Linked DNA regions of Mus musculus: region 2 is linked to region 1. The links are chromatin loops, found by intact Hi-C in ENCODE. Cell type or tissue: heart. All regions are shown on one strand. Each heading gives the region's core, and the rest is flanking DNA. Links, peaks and the distances in the headings are about the cores only.

Evidence for each region. Hi-C counts contacts between places; a loop is a spot of excess contacts. Peaks named below come from ENCODE experiments on the same cell type or tissue, not always from the same donor. Only the 100,000 strongest peaks of a DNase experiment are listed, where the experiment ranks them.
Region 2: a loop joins it to region 1, with 5 times the contacts of the local background. A loop is called at or near these places in 2 of 42 quality-filtered maps.

Annotation. Positions count from the first base shown.
Region 1 is chr10:57,179,406-57,188,255 of GRCm38, reverse strand. No RefSeq gene overlaps it. Among named protein-coding and RNA genes, the nearest start is that of Gm24285, 9.8 kb to the right of the region's middle. In heart, for the core only: a CTCF peak has its summit at 4,482 (motif pointing right); no DNase peak of the experiment used is centred there.
Region 2 is chr10:57,113,459-57,122,308 of GRCm38, reverse strand. Gm40652 (a long non-coding RNA gene) reads right to left here and starts at 5,087. Exons shown (of 4, transcript XR_871657.2): 1 at 4,899-5,087. In heart, for the core only: no CTCF peak of the experiment used is centred there; a DNase peak (open chromatin) is centred at 7,338; H3K27ac peaks cover 803 bases.

The DNA of each region.
Region 1 (8,850 bases), core at 408-8,407:
TGTCTAAATTGTTGAATTCTATATATTTTAAATATTAGCCCTCTGTCATAGTTAGGTTTTCTACAACTGTGAAGAGGTACTATGACCAAGGCAACTCTTGTAAAGGACAACATTTAATTGGGGCTACCTTACAGGTTTAGGCTATTCTCATCAAGGCAGGAAGCATGGCAGCATCCATGAAGGCACCATGATGGAGGAGCTAAGAGTTGTACATCTTGTTCTGAAGGAAAATAAGAGAAGACTGTCTCAGGGACAGCTAGGAAGAGGGTAACCAATCTCACCCCATAGTGGCATACTTCTTCCAACAAGGGCATCCTTCCTAATAGTGCCACTCCCTGGGCCAAGGATATTCAAACCACCACACCCTCTGACAGATGTAGACTTGAAGATTTTTTTTTAATTCTATAGGCTATTTTTTTGTCCTATTGATAGTGTCCTTTGCCTTAAAGAAACTTTCGAGTTTCACGAGGTCTCATTTATTAATTGTTGATCTTAGTGCTTTAGCTGTGGATGTTCTCTTAAAAAATGTCATGGAAGAGGAATCCCCAATTTCTGATCTCATCCAAATAAAATCTGCAAAAAGAAAAAAAAAAAAAAAAAAAATGTCAAGGCTATTTGCCACTTTCTCTTCTATTAGGTTTAATGAATCTGGTTTTACATTGAAGTCTTTAATCTACAAGGACTTGAGTTTTGTGTAGGGTGATAAATATGGATCTGTTTTCTTCAACATGCAGACATCCAGTTAGAACAGCAACATTTGTTGAAGATGCTTTCCTTTTTCCATTGAATAGTTTTGTCTTCTTTGTCAAAATCAAGTGTCCATAGAAATGTGGATTTATTTCTGGATCTTCAATTTGATTTTGCTGACCAACCTATCTGTTTCTATACCAATACATGTAGTTTTATTACTATTGCTCGATAGTACAGCTTGAAGTCAGGGATGGTGATACCTCCAGAAGTTCTGTTATTGTACAGGATTGTGTTATCTATCCTGAGATTTTTGTTTTTCCATATGAAGTTGAGAATTGTTTTTGCAATGTCTGTAAAGGATTGTGTTGAAATTTTGATGGGAATTGCATTGAATCTGTAGGTTGCTTTTAGTAAGATGTCCATTTTTATTATGTTAATCCTACCAATCTATGAGCATATGCGATCTTTCCATCTTCTAATATCTTCTTCAATTTCTTTCTTCAGGGACTTGAAGTTCTTGTCATATAGAACTTCGTTCACTTGTTTAGGATTACACCAAGATATATAATATGTATAATTACTCATCTCATTTATCATTGTATAAAGGAAGGCTAATTATTTCTTTGAGTTAATTTTGTATCTAGCTGGAATGTTGAAGATGTTTATCAGCTGTAATAGTTCCCTGGTAGAAATTTTTGGGGTCAGTTATGTATACTATTATATTATATGCAAATAGCGATACTTTGACTTCTTTCTTTCCAATTAGTATCCCCTTTATCCTCTTTAATTTTTTATTGCTCTAGGTAGGACTTCAAGTACTGGATTAAATAGACAGGGAGAGTGTGCACAGACATCTCTTGTCTTTGATTTTAATGGAATTGCTTTAAGTTTCTCTCCACTAATTTAATGCTGGCTATTGGCTTGCTGTATATTGTTTGTATTGTATTTAAGTATATGTATGGTATCATTGATCGCTCCAAGGCTTTTACCATGAAGGGGTGTTGGATTTCACAAAGGCTTTTACATCATCTAATGAGATGATCATGTGGTTTTATTCTTTCAGTTTGTTTATATGGTGGATTGTGTTGACGGATTTTCATATATTGAACCATCTCTGCATCCCTGGGATGAAGCGTACTTGATCTTTTGTATTTGAGTGGAATGTTCTGTAGATGTATGTTAGGTCCATTTGATTCATAATGTGAGTTAATTTATTTATTTGTCTGTGTAGTTTCTGTCTCAATGACCTGTTTATTGGTGAGATTGGGTGTTGAGGTCCCACACTATTTATGTTTGGGGTTCAGTGTGTGTTTAGCTTTAGTAATGTGTACCCTCTTTTATGGATGTGGGTTCTCTTGCATTTGGAACATAGATGTTCAGAATTGAGATGTCCTCTTGGATTTTTCTTTGATGTGTATGAAGTGTCTTTCCCCATCTCTTATGATTACTTTTGTTTGACAATCTATTTTGTGAGATATTAGAATGGCTACTCCAGCTTGTCTTGGGTCTGTTTCCTTGGAAAACCTTTTCCTACCCTGTACTCTGAGGTAATGTCTATCTTTGTTGCCAGGGTATGTTTCTTATTTGCAGCAGAATGATGGGTCCTGTTTATGCATTCACTCTGTTAGCTTGTGCCTTTTATTTAATTTCTGTTATTTTGATGTTGGTAGTGGTACAGTGTGTATGTTTCTATTCTTTTGGGTTTGCTGCTGTGGAATTGTTTATTTCTTGTGTTTTCTTGAGTGTAGTTACCTTTCTTGTATTGGAGTTTTCCTTCTCATATAATGTATAGGTCTGGATTAATGAGAAGAAATTTTTTATTTTTGGTTTTGTCGTGTAATTTATTGTTTTCTCTGTCTATGGTAATTCAAAGTTTTGCTGAGTATAGTAGACTGGGCGAGCATATCTGATTTCTTAGAAACTGTGAGACATGTGCCCAGGTCTTTCTGGTGTTTAAAGTCTCTGTTGAGAAGTCTGGTATAATTCTAATGGGCCTGCCCTTATATGTTACTTGGCTTTTGTCCCTTGAAAGTTTTTAATATTCTTTTTTTGTTTTGTTTTGTTCATTTATTGTTTTGATTATTATGTGGTAGGAGGATTTTCTATTTGATGTTCTGAAACCTTGTATGTTTATAGGCATCTTTCTTTAGGTTAGGAAAATTTTCTTCGGTTTTGTTGAAGATACTTCTTGGGCCTTTGAGTAGGAAGTCTTTTTCTTCTTCTATTACTATTATTCTTAGGGTTGGTTTTCTCATAGTGTCCTAACTTTCCTGGATGTTTTGTGTTAGAATTGTTTTAGCTTTAGCATTTTCTTTGACTGATATATCAATTTCTTCTATCATATTTCCTATGCCCAAGATTCTCTCTTTCATCTCTTGTATTTTGCTGGTGATGCTTCTATCTGTGTTTCCTGTTCTCTTTCATAGGCTTTCCACCTTCAGAATGCCTCAGTTTGTGTTTCCTCTATTGCTTCTATTTTCATTTTTCAAGTGTTAGACAGTTTTATTTATTCTCTAACCTGTTTGATTGTATTTTCCTGTATTTATTTAAGAGATTCATTCATTTCCACTGTAAAGGCCTCTATCAACTTTATATATTAGATTTAAGGTTATTTTCTCACAATTCAGATCTTTTAGGATATCAAGGGCTTACTGTCGTAAAATAGTTGGGGTCTAAGAATGCCACATTGCCCTGACTTTTGTTGATTGTGTTCTTATGTTGTCCTGGAGCCATCTATTTCTAATGTTGTCAGGCCTGGCAGTCCTTGATAGGAGCAAGTCTCTGGGGCTGCAAGTAGAGCTAACAGTCCCTAGTGATAGCAGGCCTCTGGGATTTCAAGTTGAGTTGACTGTTCTGGTGTCAGCAGACTTTCAGGTATGTGGACAGAGTTGGTGGTACCTGATGGTTTCAGACTGCAGATTGTTTGGGATAGGGGAGGGCCCACAGGGATGCAGGTAGTGTTGGTGGCCCCAGATGGTTTCAAGCACCCTGGATTGCAGGTTCAGGTGTGGACCAGAAGATGGAGCACAGAGGTGACAGAGCAGACCTCAAGACTTCTGGCCTTGCCAGATGACCCAGTAGGCAGAGGCCAGAAGGACCAGAAGGTGCTTGAGGACCTTATCTGTTATCCTTGGGCAGCAGCAAGCCTCCAGTGATGCAGGTGGAGCCATGGCCCAGGAAATAGAGTGCAGAAGGAACAGGGCAGAGTTTGCCACTGCTGAGTTTGTCCAGAGGGTCCAGCTGGCAGGGAATTGGGATATAGGGTTCTCACCTGGTGGTTCCTGATTGCTACAAGCCTCTGGGATGTGGTTAGAGGTATGGACTGGAAAATATAGCACAAAGGGGAAAGAGCAAACTTTATGGCTGCTGGGCTTTAATGAGGATCCAGCACATATGGGCTTGGTGCTTGTGGATCTCAACCATTTGCTCTGGGTGACAGTAGGCCTCCAGGGTTCTAGAATTAGTTTCTAAAATGAAGTAAGATCAGTGTGAGCAAATGCTAGTTCAAGCAACAAACTGATAAGGCTGCTTTTAATATTTACCTTTATCCTTAAATTTATATTAATCTTATTTGAAAATGATCATATAGCTTTGTCACCTATATATTTATGGTCAAGACATCCAAGATCCTTCCTTATGGCCTTTTTCAATGTACAGTATAGAGATGCTACCTATAATCAGTGCTGCGTGGAACACACTGAGCTATCTACTCCTAATTATACCTCTTTGCCCATGGAGCATATCATCTATATTGTTCTGGAGAAAGTTGTAAACTATGCTTGCTCTTCACCAGGGGGTGCTGTTGCCATCTGAAACAAAGCATGTGGCTACTTCCAAGTAGAAATTTGTTTTGGAATACACATTTGTAAGAACACAGCCCTTCCCATTTCCCCCTCAACTTCTTCTTTTCTGCTATTTTTCCAGCAACTCCACCAAAGTACTCCATATTGTCTTCATGGTATTTTATGTCATCTAACATTAAAGTTAGTTGAAATCACTTGTTTTAAATATTAATAGTGACCATGAATTATGAACATATAGGTGATTCACAAGATGCTACAGGTAAGCACCTACTAAAAAGTTTGACACACTGAAATACATGTGTGTATTTACTTAATTTTAACCATGCAAAAGTTCAATCTGGTTATGATACAATGTCCTATGTATGAATGAATAACTGTAATTTTATAGATAATACAAAGGTGTGGGATAGTATGTCTTTTGCCTGTGACATTTAATTTTTATATTCTAATGGGAAGATAAGTAAACTAACAACATCATGACTTATGATGGAATTTGAATCAAGGCTGTGATAGGTGATAATCACTGCTATTTGACTGGATTTAGAATGAACTCATCAATTGTGGCATACATCTAGGTATGTCTACGAGGGGTTTTCAGAAAGGGTTAAGAGAGAATAATAATCTATTTTAAATATACATCACTATCTATCTATCTATCTATCTATCTATCTATCTACCTATCTAACTATCTATAATGACCTGTTTCTTGACTTGTGTAGAATATAGGGCTAATCCACTCAGAGTTAGGTACTTATTAAACTCTTGTGCTTGTGGCCCTTAAATTTGGCTTCCTAGATCTCATTTGTGGCTCTACCACTTATTCAAAGAACATTCAACAAGTTAGTCATCATACAAAGTTTCCACATGTTTAAAGTGGTAAAATCATATCATCTTTCATGAGCTAATCAGTTCTCACATCTGTGAGAAAACACCTGAGAGAAATATCTTAAAAAGAGGACTGGTTTATCTGGCTCTGTTGCTTTGGAGTCTGTCTAAAAGCAATAAATCATGGTGGGCAACATTTGGGACAATAAATATGCTTACATCATGACATCCTGGAAGCAAAGAAGAGAGAAGAGAGTCAGTATATGGCATTCCCATTAAAGCACATCTCTAGTAATGATAATGTAACTTTCTTCCGAAAGAATCAGTGTCCTAAGGTCATTTCTGTCTCCTGATAGTGTTGATGGCTGGAGACCAAGCTTTTAATGCACTTGAAATCTAAAATCCTACATGTAGTCATAGATTTACTGGTCCTTGGGTACCGTAATAACTCAATCTGGTTATTATACCATGTCCAATGTATGAATGAATACCTATATATTTTAAAGTATACACAGATAGGTGATAGTATATGTTTTACCTGTAAGATTTAGCTTTATATTCAAATGCAAGGACTAAACAGACTCTCAGCAGTGTCAGTCCTGATGGAATTTGAAACAAGACTTTGATAGGTGATCTTTATAGGTAATTTGACTAGATTGACAATGAGCATGCTTGCGGGTATGTCTGTGAGGACCTTTCAGAGAGGGTTAAGGTAGAAAGATGATCCGGATTTAATCAGAAGCTTAGCAGACAATTCCTTCCAACTGTTACAGTTTAAAGTAGAAATGACACCAACGTGGTTATTTCTGTGTGTTGGATAATTGCTTGTTTCATTTCTAGAACCATTTCTTGCTAGTCTGAGTGCTACATGTGAAGAAATAAGAATGTGGGTGAGAGTCATTTTGAATTCCAGTGTGTGTGTTACCATAGAAAGACTGGTAATAATATTTGCAGTGTGATTTGTGAGGACCAAGCAGAACAGTTAGCCTTCCTCATACCACATAGCCACAGGGTAGATAGAATCACACAGCAAGAGATTGAGATTCATATCCATCAAGATTCCATGCTGTAAATGTGTGGGCCATGTCGGCAGGGATGACTTTGTGGGTAGGTGGAAAGTATTAATTCTGATCAGTAGGATTGGGCTTCTCAGAAACTCCCCTGCACATTCTCCCGATCTCTTCTGTGTTGGTCTTTGCTATTCACCAGACACAGTGTTGCTATTCACACCTCATTTATTGCATTTCAATCATGAATTGTTATTCTAGCCATGGAGAAGGAGCCTAGAAAGTTTATTAAATTTAAAGATTGATGAATGTTGAAAGTTCTACAACTGCTTTGCAGGTTTCAGTTTTAATAACTAACAGAGACGTATGCCTCAGATGATGTTGCTAGACGATACAGGACTGGTGAAAACAGAGCAGAGACTTCCAGTTAAAGTGAACAAAACATTACTTTGCTATGCTCTAGGATTGTTGGGGAATAAACAAGACTTTTTTCAAAAACAAATCCATCCCCATAATGTTATTTGGATTTGGATAAGCTCTCTGAATTTTTCTTCCAATACCTAATAGACACATTATGTATTATGTTGTAGTGCTTACTGGCTAACACCTTTGAGAATCAACACTCAGTAAAGGAATTTTCTGGTGAAGATCTGAGCCTGTGTGACCTCCTGCAGTGACCAGTGTTGTGAACATCTTTAATGACCAGCATTGTGATCCATTGGATTAGGAGCCTGTCTTCAACACATGAATGAAAGCTTTTAAAGAATAAAACTAATCAAGGCTCTGGGGAAACATGCACCTACTCTCTGCTAAGGTTTTGTTTTCACATCCCATAATTTGACTGATAGTATTTCTGTTATTTTGTAGGTGAGTAAATTAAAAATGCTTCAACATTTATTCCAACTCTGAGACAGATAATTTTGTTTTATAATGTACAATTACATATTTTGAAAAAGAAACCACACTTGTGGCCTAAGAGTTCTTCCAAGAGGTTACTGCTTCATTTATGATTTTTTACTTGTATTGTGAAATACTATCTAGAGCTGAGAATGTATCATTTTCTTTTATTATAGCCATGTTCTCAGGGTTAGAGAAGGTTAACACTTTAGATTGTAACAGTATCTTTTGAGGACAGAAAAGGATAGAAAATTTTGCTTTTTGTCACGGATGCTTGCTTAACCAAACCATTATGAGTGTCCGTATTATAAATTTATAATCCTAAATCTGTGTGTCATGTTCAAATATAGTCTACACCCAGCTTTCTTTGCATTTGGCTTTGATGTAGAGGACTAGGAAAGCATAGGTCTTAGTTGCTTCAGTGTCTTGAGCATGTGTGTGAAAATCATTTTTATTCATTTAACAAAAATTAATGTGGAAGGATTTTCTAAAAGAAAAGTGGATTCTTTTTTAATTATAGCCTTTCTTATTACCTGTACCATATTAGACTTTAAATGTTACTTCTCCATTTGATATTTTATTTATTGATGTTAGTGAAGAAGCATTCGTTATGAAAATGAAATCAGTGGAATGTGAGAAAGACAAAATTACTACATTATTTCTTTCTTCTGTAATAGATACTTTAGATTAAATCATTTAGGCGTTGTTATGTATACTACTTCATAAGGAACTAGGCATGCCTTGTCTTAATGCTATTTAAAGTCAACATTTATACACAAAGCCCTGCCTTTACAATGAACAGCAAGCTAGATACCATGTTCTTGTTGGCTCCCATCTTCTCAGTCATTGGACTGAAGGGTCCTTCTGTGTGGAATCAGTCCATTAAATCTTAAAATAAGATGGAATTGATAGTTTGGTTTTCTATGTCTTCTCTGAATCTCGTTCCTCATTGCTTAAGACTTATCTCTAAATTCTAAGTGTTGAACTTCTGTCTTCTTAGTCACTTTTATCTGTGTAAGGTGTCTGATCTGGAGCCCCTGGCTATTGAGAATCATAGCCCTTCCTCATCCAAACATGGTGGATCTCGTCAAATCATCTTATGTTGCAGCTGTCCCTCCTGCTCTACCATCCTTTCTGGTTGTTATTAAGATTGGCCTTGCCCACTGTACAACGTCCATATTTTATGCTAAGACTTTAATCAATAGCTCAGGTGACCTGAACCCCTTGATTCAGTCATCCAAAGCCTAAATTACAATTCCCCTTGGTTTTTCTATTTTACTATGATTTATGAGATGGTAAATTTTGACTGAACAGTTTAATTTATCCAGTGGTTGATTGTAAGTAAATGAGTTTGGTAGGCTTCACTTCTTGATCTAATTTTTGCCACTTTATGATAAAGGTTAGGTAGAACACTGACTAGGTTGTGTGGTTTTTGTGTAATTATAATAGAATTACTTGGTTTAGATTATAATGACTTTATAACATTCTTTCTTGATATGAAGTAAAATGAAGATTATTTCTAGTTAAGCCTTAGAGAAATTCTATGCAAGAACCTAGGAATAATTAAGAATGTTATCCATATGCTATTTTTAAATACTTGCTGACAGGAGCCTGATATAACTGTCTTC
Region 2 (8,850 bases), core at 475-8,474, 66 kb after region 1:
GAGTGAGTGTGTCTGTGTTTTTCTGGGTCTGATCAAGAGCCTTGTATAAACTAGGATAGCACTCTACTACAGAACTACATCTCAAGTTTCATGATAACTATTAATGTTTATTTTTAGTTGTCAAGCTCAAAACATATCAGCATCATAAGATGTCTTAAAGATTGCAAACCATGTGTACAAACATAGCCTAATTTTATTTGCTTCATATTTACAAGATAGATACCTTTGAACACCAATGCCAGAGGAAGAAGCCAAAAGACTCAGTGATTCCATGCCTTAGTAAGGCTGTGGTGCTGAGAGTGCCAATATCAGATTCCTGGCTTCTTTCCTTCTAAGATCTGTAAAACTAAGAATATGTGGTTCATTGCACAGTGTCAATGAAGGTTTGGATATGGGATGTAAAGTAATAAATATGGATAAAATGTCTAAGTCTTTGAGCCAAATTACTCCCTTTGGTATCTGTCATTTTCTGCCAGGAGTGCACAGGGGCCAGGAAACTAGTCTCTCAGTGGGAATTATAGGAAGAAACCACTTGAATCACAGCTTAGATATTCAGCCCAATCGAAGCAACTTTCAAGAGCTTATATCTACCCACAGCTTGGAGAGTCAACATAAAGATGCCAATAAATCATGTTTATCAAATGTCTCCTTAAAATTACTTTGGCATCTTGCATTGTGACTACATAATTCCACAGCTGTTAAACTTAAAGATGATAAACATGGCAACTAACAACAAAATCTCCAGAACTGGGGGCTCTAGGGAACCTGCTGTATTTGGGTAATTAAATTTTATTAGAAAAATAATACAAAGAAATTTTGTGGATAGCAATGGTAATTCTAAACTTCCACAGAACACTTCATACTCTTGTAGGAAATACTTAGTGGCCTAATATTCCAAATATGGATGCCCTGAGACAGTGCCATGGAATCATAGCATGTTTGTTAAGTGACTTGTATTAGAGGGGATATTCTTTTATCTTTCCTATGTTTTTCATATGTAGATATCTTTTGAACATTTATTAGCCATTATTTAATAACTGTAAATTCATAACATTGAAGATTTGTATTTAGTAGTTATTTATAGACAATGATTGCTCACTGATCTAGAGTAGAAAAGTTTTGGTTTTATTGAAATGAAATTTTGAACATAGGCACTGATCCTTGGACTAGTGTTTTTGTCTTAATTTCAATAACTAGTACTGGGATGGTTGGATAAATAAAGGAGGTTATCTCTGAGCCTATTTTCTTACATAGAAATGCAAGATTAAACACAGTTGTAATTACGTTTCTAAGGAGGGAGCTGAGATTTACCCTTGCTGTAGCTTTTGCCTGAATGTAAAAGATGCAGCAGGTATAAAATATCAATGTCCTTCCCCACATCCCATTACTATTTTGATTCATTTTATATGAAAATCTTCTTAAACTGCTATAAATACTGTCCCATTTTTAAACTGATAGAACAGACTAGAGTAAATCACACAGTAAAATATTAGTATTTATTTTCTTCCTGTGTTTGCAGAGCAATAGTGTCAGTAATTCCCTCCTTATTTACAGGAAGATCAAACACTAATAGAAAAAATTATATTCAAAATTCATGTACAGATATGCCAAGGTAGGAATTCAAGCACCCTGCCTCCAGAATTCCTGTGCTTAGCCCTAATATAGTTTCACTGGGTACACAAACTGTATATGAAAGGAAAATGGACAATGCCTGATAATCATCAGCTTCCTGAAATTAGAAACAATGTAACCACCTCCCACATGGTCCCACTGCCAGGACCTACCATGCCTTACTAATCATGGTGAATCCTATCTCAAACCATGAGCCAAAAGAAATCCTTTAAAACTTAGATCCTGTCAGATATTTCATCAAAACAATGAAAGTAACAGATACAGCTCCTAACATCACCAATTTAGTAAATGCCAGGGCTGAGTTACTAATTTAGTATTGGCCATGGCAGTGCACGCCTGCTATTCCAACATTTTAGAGATAGAAGCAAAACTAGGAATTCAAAGTCATTCTCATCTACCTAGGGGTTCAGGCTCAGTTCAGAGCACAAGGCTTTGAATAAAAATAAGAGTGATTGATATTTGACAAAGATATCTTGCAGGGGCTTTGTGAGAAGTGGGAGACGATGAGGGGAGGAATAATGGAGAAGAGATGGCAAAAGGCATGACCTATGATCCAATAATCATTGTATGAAACTGTCAACATGGAACCCATTGTCACACATATACTAGTATTATCTTTAAGAAAAGATCAAAAATTCAGGTGACAGCAGATGCTGGTGAGGATGTGGAGGAAGAGGAACACTCCTCCATTGCTGGTGGGATTGCAAGCTTGTACAACCACTCTGGAAATCAGTCTGGCAGTTCCTCAGAAAATTGGACATAGTACTACCAGAGGATCCCGCAATACTTCTCTTGGGCATATATCCAGAAGATGTCCCAACCGGTAAGAAGGACACATGCTCCACTATGTTCATAGCAGCCTTATTTATAATAGTCAGAAGCTGGAAAGAACCCAGATGCCCCTCAACAGAGGAATGGATACAGAAAATGTGGTACATTTACACAATGGAGTGCTACTCAGCTATTAAAAAGAACGAATTTATGAAATTCCTAGGCAAATGGGTGGACCTAGAGGGCATCATCCTGAGTGAGGTAACCCAATCACAAAGGAACTCACACAATATGCACTCACTGATAAGTGGATATTAGCCTAGAAACTTAGGATACCCAAGATATAAGATACAATTTGCTAAACGCATGAAACTCAAGAAGAACAAAGACCAAAGTGTGGACACTTTGCCCCTTCTCAGAATTGGGAACAAAACACCCATGGAAGGAGTTACAGAGACAAAATTTGGAGCTGTGAAGAAAGGATGGACCATCTAGAGACTGCCATATCCAGGGATCCATCCCATAATCAACTTCCAAACGCTGACACCATTGCACACACTAGCAAGATTTTGCTGAAAGGACCCAGATATAGCTCTCTCTTGTGAGACTATGCCGGGGCCTAGCAAACACAGAAGTGGATGCTCACAGTCAGCTATTGGATGGACCACAGGGCCCCCAATGGAGGAGCTAGAGAAAGTACTCAATGAGCTAAAGGGAACTGCAACCCTATAGGTGGAACAACATTATGAACTAACCAGTACCCCCCTGGAGCTCGTGTCTCTAGCTGCATATGTATCAAAATATGGCCTAGTAGGCCATCCCTGGAAAGAGAGGCCATTGGACTTGCAAACTTTATATGTCCCAGTACAGGGGAATGCCAGGGCCAAAAAGTGGGAGTGGGTTGGTAGGGGAGTGGTGGGGAGGGTATGGGGGACTTTTGGAATAGCATTGGAAATGTAAATGAGGAAAATACCTAATAAAAATATTTTTTAAAAATTTAAAAAGAAAGTATCTATTTGAAAAAATTGAAAAAAAGTCAATTATGTCTATATCAGATTTCCTCTGTGATCAAAGATAGTATTCCTTTAAAGCTATCTTGGAAAGATAATGCAATGTTACAACAATTTATATTACTGCTGTGAAATTAGTTTTGCAAGTAATGTTTTTCTGTAACTGCTAAGAGCTCACATTTTTGATGGTTTGATTGTTGTACCCAACAAAGTATGTGACACTATCTTTTAAAAAGTTTTTTTCCTTGGTGTGTTTGGCTTTATATAGATAACAGAGAAAGTTAAAGTCTCGTATTTAATTTGTGCCATGGATTTGTTTTTTACACATTTACCAATTACCTAGTATAATTACATTTTTATTGCTCATTATACAAAAACACTGTGATGATGATCAACCTGTGGGAAATCTAGATGTAATAGAGAAGTATTTCTCTATTACAGAGAGAGGCAAGAATGAGAATAAGTGTTTTCAAGAAAGGTGGTTCAAAAAACTTTCACACACAAAATTAGAAAAATTTTCTCATCTCTTCCTGTCCTTTATTATTCACCATCCTTCCTTCTTCTTCTTTCTCATGTCCCCCTCATTCTCCTTCCCTTTCTCCTCCTTCTCTTTTTCTTCCCAAGGTACATATTCTAGAGACAACATCATTTACAATAGGTCTTTATCATCTAACATAGACTCTCATGTGTCAAAATCTCATTTGAGTGTTCACTGCCCAGTCTGAAGTAGGTGGCAGTATATATATATATATATATATATATATATATATATATATATATATATATATATATAAACACCTTTTGCAAGTATTAAAAAAATGTGCCAACATGCCTCCTAGAGAGAATTTTAAATTCATTGGTCTATTACTAAAAGAAAAAAACCAAACAAAATAACAGATTCATAGAGCATAAACACTAAACATTTGATGGGTATATAGACAGATGAATAAAAGATAGAAAATATTTACTTATGTCTGTATTTGAGGGATAAGATATGTTTTATCTATTGTAATTATTTACCATACTTGTATGTTTAAATTTTATTTTTGTGTTCATATATGTATGTGTATGTGTGTGGCCTACATATGCCATAGTATATGTGCGAGTCAGAGGGCAGTTTTCAGAAGATGAGTCTCCTCTTCTATTTTTGGGTCCTAAGTATCAAACTCAGGTCAAAAGGATTGAGGGTAAACACTTGTAAGTCACCGAACTATTTCACCTGATCCATTTGTGCTATTTAAAATTTAATCTTTTTCTATTCCAATTTTGCTACTTAAAATGCTTTAACAAAATTTTATGCAATAGTTACTTATGTGCTATTTAAATGTGTGGTTGGTGTTGTTAGTCCTTAATAAAAATTTTAGTTCAAGACCTCAACATGATTTTGATGGCCTTTGTTATTATATTAGTCATGGTTCTCTAGAGTAATAAAGCTTGTAAAAAAAAATATATATATATATATGGAGATTTATTAGAATTACTTACAGACTGTGGTCCAGCTAATCCAAAAATGACTGCCTATGAACATGAAGTCCAAACATCCAGTAGTTGTACAGTCCGTGACACCAGTCATCTCAGCTGCTCATCAAAATACCCTGGAATCCTGAAGAAGCAAGCTCTAATTCTAGTGAAGTAACAGACTTGCCAGTGAAGTGAGAGCAAGCAGGCAAGAGCAACTGCTTCCTTCTTTCATGTCTGTATATAGGCTTCCGACAGCAGCTGTGATTCAGATTAGTGATGGCTCTTCCCTTCCAAAAGATCCAGACTAAAGATATTTCTTCCCATTTCAAATGATTTAAGTAAGCAAAAAATTCCCTCACAGGTATGCTCAGCCATTTGGGGGTTTTAGTTAATTTCCAATGTAGTCTAGTTGACAACCAAAATAGCTAAGACAGTTACATATTAAGAAATGTTACATAACTTATTTTTCTTTTCTTTTTCTTTTTTTAAATTGGTTATTTATTTCATTTACATTTCCAATGCTATCCCAAAAGTCCCCCACATGCTCCCCCACTCACTCCCCCACCCACCCATTCCCACGTTTTGGTCCTGTAGTTCCCCTGTACTGAGGCATATAAAGTTTGCACGACTAATGGGCCTCTCTTTCCACTGATGGCCGACTAGGCCACCTTCTGATTCACATGCAGCTAGGGACACGAGCTCCAGGGGGGTACTGGTTAGTTCATATCGTTGTTCTACCTATAGGATTGCAGATCCCTTTAGCTCCTTGGGTACTTTCTCTAGCTCCTCCATTGGGAGCCCTGTGGTCCATCCAATAGCTGACTGTGAGCATCCACTTCTGTGTTTGCTAGGCTCTGGCATAGTCTCACAAGAGACAGCTCTTTTTGGGTCCTTTCAGCAAAGTCTTGCTAGTGTATGCAATGGTGTCAGCGTTTGGAAGCTGATTATGGGATGGATCCTATTTATTTATTCTTTTATTTCTGTGTTATGTGCACATGAGGACAGGTACCCACAGAGGCCAGAGGATACCTTGCAGCTCGAGTTACAGGTGGTTGTAAGCCACTGAGCATAGGTTCTGTAAAACAAACTGAGATACTTAGCAAGTGCTCTTCGCTGCTGAGGGTCCTCTCGCTCACTTAAGTACCTTTGAAAAGTGAGCAGAAGTGGGCTAAGCACCATATTGCACGGCGAACAGCATGCAAATGTCGGAGGTCCAACACTTCCAATGTCAAAATAATTTATTTTCCTACTAAGCATTGTTAACGCCTATGTTTTTGTTGGGAGTATTTCTAGTTGGAACATATATAGAAGAAGAGACATACAGGTTTGTTAGTCATTTTCTGACAGGAAGTATTTCTTTAGAACAGGTAGGATCACTTTTGTTAGTTGAAAATCTTTCTTGCCTTAGAACAATGGGGTCTCAGTCTTCCAGAGCTGCAACCCTTTAATACAGCCTCCTCATGCAGTGGTGACCCCCAACCATAAAATCATTTGCATTGCTACTTCATAACTGTAATTCTGCTACTGTTTTGAATTGTAAATATCTGATATGCAGTATATCTAGTATGTGACCCCTGTGAAAGGGTCATTTTACCTCCAATGGGATTGTGACCTACTGTCGAGAAGCAATGCCTTGGATCCTTTCATGTGGCTCCTTCTGGGACAACCACAGAGTTTTATTAATAAATACTTATCTCATGCAATCAAAACTCTTTGGGTAAAAACAGGTGAGATCTTATACATTTTTCATCTTGACAGAGAAAAGAAAAAATCAACATGTTTAAATTTTTAGGGTTTTTAAATTAAGTACTCTTAGAAAATACATGTGACATCACTTTTCCTGTCTCACCTTCCTCGTCTGTAAAGAATAGACAAGTAGGGACTTTGGTCCCCAAGGTATTGCCAAGAGAAGTATTATTATTTTTTTTTGTATTTGATGGTGCTTGTATATTTTTTCTAGCTATCAGAGGCTTATGTTCATCTTTGTTTTAGAGACTCTACTTTTAAACAAGTTTTCTGGCATTAATTAATGGCAGAAATTCATTGATTTCTGGCATTAATTAAGTAATAATTTAATAGTTCATGGAGATAAGATGATGTTAAATGTGTTAAATATTGTTAGCATGTTGAGAGGTGAGTGATAAAATACTATATGTAATTTATCTGGTCTGTGTTTGGCTTAATACTGGCATGTCATGGTTAGGTGTTCACGCTTTATCGCTTCCTGAAGTGGATGGAAATTATATTCTCTTACTTGTATCTCCAAAACATACCACCTTACAGCAAAAGACAGAATGCTGACATCTCGATGACAGGAGGAATGGTCTGTGTGAGCGATAACAGGCACAGCCCTGTTCCCAGACCCTGAATTTTATCTTCCGGGGTGTCACCTCACCTACGTTCTATAGCTTTGCTGGGCAAATTCTAAAATGACTGTTCTGTCAGCCTTTTCATGTGACGAGGACATCCAGATTGCCACAGTTGCCAAATACAGAAAATGTCATTTGCAATAGTTTCAAAGTCATTTCTGCTCTGACTCAGCTGTGACCAATGACATGCACAGAGACATGTGAGAACCTTGACGCTTGTCCTGAGAAGATACACACTTTCTAAAGAAAGAAAACTATTTTGAAACTTCTGAAGGTGACAGCTTTTCCTGTTCACACTCAGCAAACACATTAGTTGGATTCTTTTGATTATCAATTAGTAACTTGTTTTCTGGTACTGCAGGCATTGATGCTGTTTTTAGCATTAAAATGTCTGTGGGCAAAGTGGAATTTAGTATGCTTTAGGCATTATGATTACTACTCTGTGGGCAATATCCTTGCAACTATTATAATTAATAAATTTTTAACCATGAAGAGGTTCAGGCCTCATGAAGAGGTTCACTTAAAATTAATAAAATAAAGGGTTGGATCATACTACTTTCTAAGACATTTCCTATTTCACATTTCACATCATTGAATTCTTGGACTGAAGAGCTCATAAGGCATGTGAGGCCATAGTCATGAGCTTTAAGACACTTTCATCTAAGTGGTAGCATTCTAAGATCCTAGTTTTGATTTTTTTGTTTCACTAAGAGGCTATGTTGATTTCTGATATAGAAGAAAGCAAGAATACTGTGGGAAAGGTTAAAAAATCACCATAATACTGATATAAACCAGTGAACTAGACTTAATATGAGATTGTTCTAAGTCGAGTTAAAAAAATGTAATTTTGAAATGTAAGACAAATTATTTTATACCATAGAAATGCAACAAGCTTAGATGTCTTTACTCTGATTCTGAAACAGGAAAGTGTAGTTATAGAATTATATTAGCTAATATGACTTCCTCTTCATGTTTATTTTAGCAGAATATACTGTGTAAGGGCTCTGTAGTTATTATTAGCTCTAGTAGCAAGACTTCAGGAGTTCATATTGCTGCTCTGAAACCTTGCCTTCACCAGGTACCAGTCAGCAGGTTACTCTCCTCGTGACTCAGTTTCCTTACCATTAGAATGGGAATCATACAAGTACCTATTGTGTTGTGATTGAATCATTTAATCACTTTAAATGTTTAAGATGGTGATCAATAAATACTGTCTCTTGTAATAATGAATCCTGAAATTAAAAATGGAAGAAAATAAATTGGGGGTACAGATGCTTGACTTGAGAGATATTTTCAATCTAGAGTCCAAGAATATATCTTGAGGTGTCTGTGTTAAGTAGAGTTCATGGGAATTGTCAGAGACACTGAAGCATTTCACACAGCTGCAGGAGAAGAGCCAAGACTTCCAGCTAGCTCTAAAGATAGACCATCAGCCTGCATAGAATTTGTCTCATGCACATTTACAAGTCAGGCATAATGTGACACATTCATCAAGCCTTTTTAGAGGGTAAATAGAGGGTATGCTGACAGCAGTATTAATTGTTTGGTCATGAGGCTGTAGCCCATATCAAATCTTTGGTGTCTGAAACCGGATCACCCTGATTCCG